Regions from separate parts of the Homo sapiens genome. Here region 2 is linked to region 1. A link is a loop called in an ENCODE intact Hi-C map of the cell type or tissue named here. Cell type or tissue: adrenal gland. All regions are shown on one strand. Each heading gives the region's core, and the rest is flanking DNA. Links, peaks and the distances in the headings are about the cores only. Region 1 has its middle 40 kb from the start of LINC01118. Region 2 has its middle 36 kb from the start of SOCS5.

Region 1 (2,922 bases), core at 215-2,714:
TCTCTTCATGGGCCCTATTCTCATTGTTTATAACCTACATTCGAGCATTTTAGGCAATATTTAACTACACATTTTCTTAAATCCCAGTCTGGAGTGTAGTGGTGCAATCTCAGCTCACCGCCACCTCTGCCTCCTGGGTTCATGAGATTCTCCTGCCTCAGCCTCCCCAGTAGCTGGGATTACAGGTGCGTGCCACCACACCCAGCTAATTATTGTATTTTTAGTAGAGACAGAGTTTCACCATGCTGGCCAGGCTGGTCTCAAACTCCTGACCTCAGGTGATCTGCCCACCTCGGCCTCCCAAAGTGTTGAGATTACAGGTATGAGTCACCGCGTCCAGCCGCAAAAATTAATAATTGAGGAGTAGGATGTGCACCTTTTGTATTCCCTTTAGTACCTGGATAGTATGGGTGCCTGATATGTACTTATGAATTTTTACATTGAATCAAAAGAAATTGCTTTTAGAAGGAACGCTCAAAATGTAAAGTGATTACATTCCAACCATATGCAACACTTCTAATTGCTGCGGTTTCCACTTGAATGATCATGAAATGATCTGGAGAAGCAACATGTGGAAATTTAAATCCATTCATTTATCAACAGCAAAACAGCTATTTCCAACTTTTTTTTTTTTTTTTTTTTTTTTGAGATAGAGTCTTGCTCTGTTGGCCAGGCTAGAGGGCAGTGGTACAATCTCAGCTCACTGCAAACTCCGTCTCCCAGGCTCAAGCAATTCTCCTGCCACAGCCTCCTGAGTAGCTGGGATTCCAGGCGTATGCCACCATGCCCAGCTAATTTTTTTTTTCTTAATTTTTAGTAGAGACGGGGTTTCACCATGTTGGCTAGGCTGGTCTCGAACTCCTGACCTCAGGTAATCTGCCCGCCTCGGCCTCCCAAAGTGTTGGAATTACAAGTGTGAGCCACCACGCCCGGCCTATTTCCAGCTTTTTAACAAGGACTGAATCAGGGCTTCTAGACTCATGCTGCAAAGGTAGAAGGATTTAATGGATCAAAATGAGAATTCATGGCTCTTGAATTGTTAACCTCTGATATCTCTTACTTCATTCAAAGCGTCAGCAGCTCCTGAAATCTAATTTTAGGTTCTACAAGGTGCATCAAATAAAGAAAGTGTAATAAGCATATTTAAGACAATTTAAACTCATTTAAAACTGATGGCTCCCTAGACCAGTGATTCATCAGATGTAGCCTGGGGACTCCAGGGGGCGCTAAGATCTTTTCAGGAGGACTGTGAGGTCGAAACTATTTTACAATAATATGAAGACATCATTTGTTTTTCTTACTTTCATCCTTTCTCAAGAATATGGTAGAGCTTCCAGAGGCTACATGACATAGGATACTTTGTTCTGGCAACAAGTGCTTTTTGTATTCTTGTGTTTTTTAGAATTTTCTAAGGTGGTAGATTTAGAATATATATATGTGCATTTTCGGAGATTAACTCAGTTTGTTCTTAATACTTTCACTGCAGTATCTATCTTTCATTATACCTGCTATAATTTCTGTGACCTCATTATTGTCCAATGTATTGTTGCTTTGAAATCCCGAATTTCCCTTGCATCTATTTGAAAACTCAACAACAAATAATATACTGTGTTGTTTTGCAATATTTTAAATTTTTTTCAAAACTTCATAAGTTTTAAAAAATTCATCTAAAACTGTTATTGCTTTAGAGTTCAATATTCTAAAATAAAGAGAAAAGTTATTTATACAATATTTTTCTTATCATTAAGGATAGATCACTGGCTTAAAAACAAAAGATGAGAAGGCTTGCTTTCTCAATTCCCACATGTAGCATCTACATATAAGATGCTGACATACCTGAACCTGAAATATCAGAGTTCCCTGACTCATGGAAGGGCGGATCAACTTCAAAAAAAAAAAAAACTGGATGAAGAAATGAAAACACAATGAAAGATATCTTCCCCTCCCTTTGTGGATGCTAATAATTCCCCTTATTGTGTCTTATGCAACAAAACAATTTCAGATTGTCATTTTGAGACTGATAAGAGTATAAAGGAAAAATATTTTTAATGTACACAATATGAGCTTTTTAAAAGCTAAATATTTCTTCATGTTTTCAAACTAGAAATGAAAAAGACACCAAAGCATCCTACAGGGTGAGTTATCATATTGCATTGGCTGGAAAAGTACATATACTAGCTGAATGACAAAGCCTTACACAGTTGACGTTGCTCAATGCCTGCTGAAGGACAAGTTAGTAAAAGAAACCAGTGCCACTTCCCCAAAACATGGTACCTTGTCAAATTTCGGATTTCACTATAAACATGAAGACTAATATACCATCTGCAGAATTGCACTTGTACTTTCAAAATGGACACATCTACAGATATGACTGTATTTGTTATTTTTCTTATTTTTGTTCTTATCAGCCCCACTTAATGATTGAAGATATTACATAAATGCTTGGCAACAAACACATGTGCTGAAATAGTCAAAGTGTTGAATAACTTTTTGAATCTTATGATTTATCCTGATACAACTGTGTTGAAATGTGCATGGATGGTGCAAAAGCAATTGTCAGCAAAAGTCATGCCTTAGCATCAATGAAATCAGTATACTAGGAGTTAACTGTTACTGCTATGGCCTGGCAAAAGCAAAAGCAAGCCAGCTTCACTCAAGAATATCCTGGGGCCAGGCATGATGGTTCATGCCTGTAAACCCAGCACTTTGGGAGGCCAAGGCTGGAGGACTGCTTGAGGCCGGGAGTTTCAGACCAACGTGGGTAACATGGCGAGACTCTGTCTCTGCAAAAAATTTCAAAAATTAACCAGGCTTGGTGGCGCACACCTGTAGCCCCGGTTACTCAGGAAACTGAGGCTGATCATGCCACTGCACTCCAACCACTCTGTGTCAAGAAAAACAATAGACAGTATTTGTTGCTAA
Region 2 (2,922 bases), core at 173-2,672, 110 kb after region 1:
CAGATGAAGGCATGTGGCCAGGGTGAGGTGGGGCTGGGGAAGTGATCCAGTGCAGAAGTTGGCCCTGGAAGTGCCAGTGACAGGTAGACAAGCATCTCAAGGTCAATCTCAGCTTTGATTTCATACCAGGTTGAGCCTGAGGTTTCTAATCTGGCAGGCAGAGCATAGCCCAGGGAATTTGAAAGGGAGTCGGAGCTCAGAAAGCCTCTGGGTGGGCAGATACCACAGGGACGGTTGACCTGTGGGCTGCAGGACTCAGCAACCAAGTTTGGGTATAGACCGACACTCCAGTTCAGGAACGAAGACCAACAGCAGTAGAGTCTCCTATCATGGGATCATCATTCAGAGTGGAGCTCTAACCTCAGCAGAGGATTTAGGTGCTAGGCAGAATAATGAGCTGAAATGTCCAACATCAAGGTCAAAGCCTCAGGAGAACATGGAGAATGTAGAAAGAGCTATATATAACTCAGGGCCAATATGCACACCCAGTAGTCACTACAAAGGCCTCAGATCTCCAATTCATTTACCAGCAATAACCCTTGGACAGTAACATAGACACCAGGTGCTTAGGCACCTGGCTGTGGGGCATGACCTGATTCTAAGCCCCACTGGTTGGTGGGTGAGTGGGCTGGGCTAGGCTATTTCTGTCCTGAGCCAGCAGGGCGGGCTCTGTTGGACTAGGGAAGGCAGAGGAAGAAGAAACCATGCAGGGAATGGTAATCTTCAACCATGAAGGATAACATGTTTATTATTAGAATAGCAACTCCCTGGCATCCTGGCCAGGTACCAGCCGGATGTGGTGGAGAAAGCACCAGATTAGGAGTCCAGAAGTCCCTGTTCTAGTCTGGCTTTAGCCAGTAACCAGTTGTGGGTGCCTGAGCATGTATTTTCATTAACTGTTGGGCTTTTGGGCTTCAGTTTCCTCATTTTTGAAATCAGGAGGTTAGATTAAATCACTGGTTTTCAAAATGTGATCCTCAGACTGGCAGCACCAGTGTCACCAGGGAGCATATGGGAAATGTAAATGATCGGGCCCTGCCCCAGACCAACTGAATCAGAAACTCTGGGGGTGGAACCCAGTAACCTGTGCTTTAACATGCCTCTGGGGGTTCTGATCTACAACAAGGTTGGAGACTCAATAGGCTAAATAATTTCTAAGTCATCATCTGTTAGGAGAGATGAAATCAATCTCTCCGTTTCTCTAAGTCTTCTCTCTCTCTCTTTTCACACACACACACACACACACACACACACACACACACCCCAAGCCACATATAACTTGGCCAGTAAGACAACCCATCTTCTAAAATCTTGCAGTTAAAAGCCCCATGAGCAGGTCTTGGCTGCATGTACCAGAGACCCAGCCCACAGCTTCTTTCTCCTCAGCCTGTCCCTGAAACCAGAGCCTGCCTCTGCAAGGGCTACATTAGCGTTCTAGCCAGCAGGAGGCAAAGTGTACAATAAATTCTTGTCTCTTCTACCTCCTGCCCAATTAGCCAGAGGTAAGATAGGAAGATTTACTTTTTCCACAAGCAAGGTCACAACCTGAAGTCGTAATAGAAGCCAGTTTCCATCCTGGCTCTCCTGAGGCTGCGGCAGTGGATTGGCTGACACGCAGATGGCTCTGCCTGGTAGCAGGGATTTAATAGGCAAAGCGATGCAGGGAGGAGAACTGAAAGGGAAGAATAGCTGTGCTAAGCCTGTTGCCTTCTGGTTAAAAAAATTTATAGATCTATTTATAACCTGCCTTGCTCCACAAAGGATTTGAGGCGGCTGCCTTCTTGTTGGGAATTCCTTGATGCCAATGCTTGGCATCTGATACCATGGACTTCCTGGCCCGCAGCAAGGGGCCAAGTCTTCCTTGTTCAAGAAACCTCTGTGGAGGATAGAATGGCTACTCCTCCCAGTCTGTTGTAGAATATTCATCTTCCTGCTCATCCCCTTCCTTCTGCCTGCCTCCCCTCGGAGAAGATATGGTCACCATGATCCTGTCTGGTTTTTGTTTTTAAATGATATAACCTGACTCCTAGCTTTACATTTTTCCATTCAGGCCAAATAAACAAGATCCGCAAGGAAAATGTTCAAAAGCCCAGTTTGAGGAGTGGTTGTCAAAGGTCTACACATAAAGGGAATTCTTCACCTTTCCTCAGTGATTTATTGCTATGGGAAATATGCCAACCGATCAATCATCTGTTGGATACATACTCTGAGTTGATTTGGGTTGGCAGGGGGCATGGAAATAAGTTAATACATATTAAATGCTTAGAAGAAAGCCCAGCCCATAGTAAAAGCTCAATAAGTGTTATCTTAAATGAACAACAAAACCAAACAACTAAAATAAACCCCAGTAATGAACATGGATTTGTACTGAAACCACCTAAATTCCCTTTGGGAAAAAGCAGGCTGGAGCTATGGATTCAGCTAGGTTTGTCTCTTTGTGATACTAATTGATCCCTGTGAGTCTGAATTCCCAAATCTGGCCTCTTTTCCATTTTCACTTATCTTCTTAGCCTAGCGTAATATTTAACAATTAAGTCCTTCCTAGCTTTTTTCCAATTTCAGAATAAATAATTCCATTTCCTTAATAAACCTCCCAAAGGAGGCTTATGATAAAGGTTTAGTACCTTTGTGATGTCCTTGGGCCACTAGGATAATAGTAAGCAGAGACTGCCACCCATCATGTTTTGACATTGGCTGAGCCTACCTACATGGGGTGGCCTTGCCCTGGACTGCAGACGTGCTGTGGTCTCTGACACTGCTTTGCATGGTCTGGCCCCTACTCTGCCCCAGCATTGCTGCACCGGCATTATTGATCTGCACGTAGATGCTCATCCCTGCCCTTGCTGTTTACCCATGACACTGCCTGCTCAGGCCCTTTTTGGAATCTGATAAATCATTTAAAAAATTTCACAGGGAAGAGTT

What was found. Hi-C counts contacts between places; a loop is a spot of excess contacts. Peaks named below come from ENCODE experiments on the same cell type or tissue, not always from the same donor. Only the 100,000 strongest peaks of a DNase experiment are listed, where the experiment ranks them.
Region 2: it touches region 1 in a loop (2.5-fold over the local background); 56 of 110 quality-filtered maps call a loop at or near these places.

Annotation. Positions count from the first base shown.
Region 1 is chr2:46,775,221-46,778,142 of GRCh38, reverse strand. No RefSeq gene overlaps it. Among named protein-coding and RNA genes, the nearest start is that of LINC01118, 40 kb to the left of the region's middle. In adrenal gland, for the core only: a CTCF peak has its summit at 1,187 (motif pointing right); no DNase peak of the experiment used is centred there.
Region 2 is chr2:46,661,609-46,664,530 of GRCh38, reverse strand. No RefSeq gene overlaps it. Among named protein-coding and RNA genes, the nearest start is that of SOCS5, 36 kb to the left of the region's middle. In adrenal gland, for the core only: a CTCF peak has its summit at 1,466 (motif pointing right); a DNase peak (open chromatin) is centred at 1,430; H3K27ac peaks cover 722 bases.